Regions from separate parts of the Mus musculus genome. Here region 2 is linked to region 1. A link is a loop called in an ENCODE intact Hi-C map of the cell type or tissue named here. Cell type or tissue: left cerebral cortex. All regions are shown on one strand.

What was found. A loop is a pair of places that touch in the nucleus more often than their neighbours do. Peaks named below come from ENCODE experiments on the same cell type or tissue, not always from the same donor. Only the 100,000 strongest peaks of a DNase experiment are listed, where the experiment ranks them.
Region 2: a loop joins it to region 1, with 2.5 times the contacts of the local background. A loop is called at or near these places in 2 of 42 quality-filtered maps.

What each region holds. Positions count from the first base shown.
Region 1 is chr14:66,189,163-66,191,662 of GRCm38, reverse strand. It overlaps Ptk2b (PTK2 protein tyrosine kinase 2 beta), which reads left to right. Exons shown (of 31, transcript NM_001162366.2): 3 at 1,429-1,607; 4 at 2,002-2,089. Among named protein-coding and RNA genes, the nearest start is that of Gm52098, 12 kb to the right of the region's middle. In left cerebral cortex, a CTCF peak has its summit at 1,088; DNase peaks (open chromatin) are centred at 1,170 and 1,537; H3K27ac peaks cover 347 bases.
Region 2 is chr14:66,262,223-66,264,722 of GRCm38, reverse strand. All of the region lies in intron 1 of Ptk2b (PTK2 protein tyrosine kinase 2 beta), which reads left to right. Among named protein-coding and RNA genes, the nearest start is that of Ptk2b, 18 kb to the left of the region's middle. In left cerebral cortex, no CTCF peak of the experiment used is centred here; a DNase peak (open chromatin) is centred at 1,169; H3K27ac peaks cover 1,640 bases.

The DNA of each region.
Region 1 (2,500 bases):
ATTCTCGTCCAGGCTTCTCTCTCTGGAGCCACTGTAGATCACTTCCTTCACCTTCAGCCTTCGTTCTGATTTCAGAGATGATATTAGATTGCTGGTCTGTACTCTGGTCCCCACATCCCCCACCCCACACCATGCATCTCACAGAGCGGTAGTGGGCTTCTCTGAGAGCCATTGTCTTTCTTTGTAGGAAAGAGAGTTGTATGGAAGTTCAAGAGAATTGAAAGGAGGCATCTGGAACAAGACGTTAATTGGACATTATTTTAAACCAGCATTACTTAAATATTAGTCTTGACATTTTCCTAGAAGAGAGAAAAAAGCAACATGCTTGCTTCTATTTCCAATTATGGAATTAATTGCATTTTGCTTGCTAACTTAGACAACTTCTTGGGAGGCATGTTTAAAAAAAATAAAAAAACATACAGTCTAAACAATAAAGCCTCCCTCCTCTTCCTGGCCAGCCTGCCGTCTCGGGTAGGCTGATGTAGGTTGGGTATCCATGCATTTCAGACTCCTAGTTCAGAAGGGTCAGTGTCAGTGAGGTTTTAAATCTGCATCCAGGGAACTCTGCTCTGCCAGGAGTGGACTCAGCTCACTCACTCTATGTGGACCCAAGGGAGAAATGTGATTACCAGCAGCTAAGTTGGGCTAGTCAGGGCTTTCTGGTGGGCTTCTGGGAAGCCTTGCAGTTGACATTCATATTAATCAGGCTGGCCTGTGTCTGGGCCAAGAAGTGGGGGCACTGGTCTGTGGGTGTGGGACCTGCTGAAACTGTGGGTAAAAGAAAAAGAAAACCCCAAGAGCAGAACACAGAGGCTAGTGCCTTCCTGTCAGCTCTCCTAAGATCATCTTTTCGTGGGTCTGTCCCTTAAGGTCAGCCTCATGCTTCCATCTTCTCCAGCTCTGCCATGCCCCAAGTCAGCTTGGCAAAGCAAAACATTGGTGTCCAGGGCTCACCATCCCAGCTTAGTCCTGGCATCAGCTTACTTACCAACAATAACGCAGTGGTAACACCTGCTTGCTTCCCTGAGTCACGTGGACTCTGTGCAGTCATGTGTGGAGAAGACCTGGCAGATCTTAGTCCTGTACTGCATCCTGCTGGCTAGACTGGAAACTATCCAGAAGGGGCTTTTCACAGGGCACATGCCCAGCTGGTATTAATTGTTTTTGAACTGTGCTCTCAGCCTCTGCATCTTGTCCTCGCTTCTGCTACCTCCTCCCACTTCCTCTATGTCTGTCTCATTCTGCCAAATTGTTCATTCACCGGGCAGAGCACACTGTGTCCCAGGGCCTGTGCTCACTGTCAGAGAATCAGAAATAAATAATAGCCAAGACAGACTGCCACACAGGATTAGGGGATGTTCATGGGGAGCCTGTGAGAGCCCAGCAGGGGTGCATCCCTGACCCTTAGCCCTCCTGTCTCCTCCCTAGGAGATCATCACCTCCATCCTCCTGAGTGGGCGAATAGGGCCCAACATCCAGCTGGCTGAATGCTATGGGCTGAGGCTGAAGCACATGAAGTCAGACGAGATCCACTGGCTGCACCCACAGATGACCGTGGGCGAAGTGCAGGACAAGTATGAATGTCTACACGTGGAAGCTGAGTGGAGGTAGGAATGTCATCCTCCCTTCAAGCATGCCCGAGGCTCGGAATCTTCTAGAAAACTGGAGTGGCTTTCTAGACTTAGTCCTCCCACCCGTCCGGATGAGAATAGTTTTGAGGTCTAACCTGGCTTCCATAGAGAATCCTCATTTCAGGACAGTATCTAGGTTACAGTTCCAGACCAGATGCTGTTGGTGCTATGGTAAGAGGGAGCAGAGGGCGGGAAGGAAGGAGAGCCCAGGCCAAGGGCGGGTCTTTGAGGTAAGGAAACTAGTATCTGTGCCAAAAGCCTCATGGATGGCCCTTGCATGCTGAGGGTAGAGGAGCTTTGGCCCTGTGAGTCTTACTGCTCTCTTGGGAATTCAGCTTCCCAGTGTCAACCAGAGTCTGTCTTGATACAGGTATGACCTTCAAATCCGCTACTTGCCGGAAGACTTCATGGAGAGCCTGAAAGAAGACAGGACCACATTGCTGTACTTTTATCAACAGGTGAAAAGCACCCCACTGTCTTCAGGGGAGATGGAAAGATAAAGGCCAGCCTTCTAGAAGGCTTCCCCTCCCCACCCCCAGGCTGTTTCTTATGCTCCTATCTCCCATCTGTGTGGCTGTGTACCTGTGAAGCAGGAAAAGCAGGTTGGTGCTCAGGCACCGAGGTGTGGTTTCCTGCCACTGACCATCCTGGTATTCCCAAGGACTTCATTTGCATGAGTTTGCTTTCTCCTCTTTAAGTTTAGAGCGGTAAAGAGAGTTGTCACAGGGACCAAGTGACGTCCATTCATGGCAGAGTACTGGCAAATTGGCCCGAGGAAGAACAAGTTGTAGTTCTTACCACTTCCCATGGTGTAAATACTCCTGTTGTGGCCTCTTTCAAGCCATCAGTGTGGCACCTGCTAGCTCACA
Region 2 (2,500 bases), 73 kb before region 1:
AGCCCATGATGTGGGGATCTAGCTACAAAGGTCTGGGCAATTGGAAAGAGGGGGTAGCTGCTAGACCCACCAGGAGCTGAGCTAGCTGAGAGCCACAGTCCATCAGTTCCTTAGCCTTGAAAATAGTTTGATTACCAATCTTACCCAGGGAACTGCTACTCCTGGAGTTGTATCAGGAATGTTTTATTCAAGCCAAAAAAAAAAAAAAAAAAAAAAAAAGTGCCGCCTTTGGTGACTAAATCTGTCTCAGGAATTTCAGCTATGATCAATCCCGCGTTGTTAATTTTTAATTTCTTTGGCTCATTCCTTCATCTCTTCCAGATCATTCCCCATTTATACCTCTGTGGACACAGAGCTGAACCTGCCCTTTTGCCCTGTAGCTCTTCTCCAGTTCCCTCTTGGAGCTCCTTCCCTCCAACCTCGTCTCTTGAGTCTTGCTCTTTGCCTTAGTCCATGCTAACAAAGTCCCTGGTGCCCCTCAAGATTACGGGGTCTCCGTGACCTGTGTATCCCACATAAAGCCCAGAAGCTCTGGAAGGTTCCAGGCACATCCCTGGGTAGTTCTGCCCTTTGCTGTTTATTTATACCCGCCTAATGATAGTATCACCCTGGAAGGGACCCACAGCTCCAGATTGTGTCTTCACAGAAGCCAGCTAAACTTCTTGCCATGCGCTGCTGGTAACTTCTCCTCAATATTTTACAAGTCATTAACCATTGCCTTGCATACTGATTTTCAGAAAATGTTTGGAAGAAAAAAAAAAAACAAACCTAGGCCCAGTTACTTGCTCCCATTACTTTTGAAGACAGTGATAAGCACACATGCTCCCCTCACTTCCCTGTCCCAGACACCGTAATCCTGATGGATACTAGAGGTTTGTTAGCAAGGGCTAAGAGGGGCAAGACTCAGACACAGGGGTGGGGGGGGAAGTGCCCCAGTATGAAGTAGGGGAGAGCTGCAGGACTGAAGTCGATATTCTGCAGTGTCTCCCACCATAGCAGAGGGAGCCTTTGTCTACAATAGAGGTGATTCTCCATTGTCCGGAGACACGGGTCACAAGGAGGAGAACTGGGGCCTCTGTTTCTAGGTATGCCTAGAAACCAAGCCTTCCCTCACACCTTGCAGCCTCCTCTTCCCAGCCATGTGACCACACTTTGCAAACCCTCCAGCTCAGCCTTCCTACACACTTCACCACGCTCAACACTGACAGCCAATGTTTTCCTCACCAGACCATCGCGAAGATTAAAAGGCAATAGATACTCACAGCTCTATCATGTATCTGAATGCACCGTGTGTGCTGCTCTATATGTCACAGGTAATCAATCTGTCTAGTAATTCTGTGTATCAATGGAAGCACATATAGAAGATGCAAGTGTGTATATCTGAAGGGTTGGTGGAGCCTCATCCCCGCTCAGTCAAACTGCACATACACCAAATCCCAGCTCTGCAGCTCAGAGCCTCAGCATGGTCTCTGGCAGTTTGAGACTCACCTCATGTGCTTCTTATCACCCCTGCATTATTGTGCCATCTTGGCTATGTCCCATCATGACACACCAGAAAACATGGTCCCTCACTGAGATGGTTTGTATATGCTTGACTCAGGGAGTAGCACTATTGGGAGGTGTGGTTGTTGGAGTAGGTGTGGCCTTTTGTGGGTGTGGGCTTTAATACCCTTGTCCTAGCTGTCTGGGAGTCAGTCTTCCACTAGCAGCCTTCAGATGGAGATGCAGAACTCCCAGCTCCTCCTGCACCATGCCTGCTCCCACTTTTGATGATAATGGACTGAACCTCTGAATCTGTAAACCAGCCCCACTTAAATGTTGTCCTTTATAAGACTTGCCTTGGTCATAGTGTCTGTTCACAGTAGTAAAACCCTAATTAAGACACCCCCTCACCCCAAGATGCCACAGCCTACAGGAAGAAATGAGGATTTTGCAGGTTGCATGGAGACATAGAAGGAGAAAGGAAAGGGAAGGTTAGAGGATGTGGTATCCACTATTTCTCTGGTCTCCAGCCCTTCTTCTTTCTGTTTCCCTTGCAGAACAATAAGCAAACTCTAAGAGGTTCCCTGAGTCTCATCTCCTAACTGCACTCATCAAATGGGAAAAATAGATTTCTTCCTGGAAGGACGATGTCTGTTCTATTCCCTCTTCAGCACTGACTTACGTTTAAATAAAGATGTCAGATCTTTGAGACGGAGTAGCCAGTGTTAAAAATCTGGGTGAACTCAAGGCAAACTCTGACTCAGCAGATGGGGGTGGGGGGAGGCGCTACCTGGTCAGTGAAGAGCTGGAATATTCTGACAGAGTAGCTTACCATGGGAGACTAGTGCTCTAGTTCCTCAAAAGACAAGCCAAGCCGGGGGTATGGTGTGGTGGGTTTGGGGGTGTACAAAGAGAGGGTATTTGTGTTTCATGGACTCCAAGGCTGATGTTCTAATGGTGGGCCTGGGTAACCTGTCTAAGATTGCACCATTGACTTTCTCATCAACCGAAAAGGCAG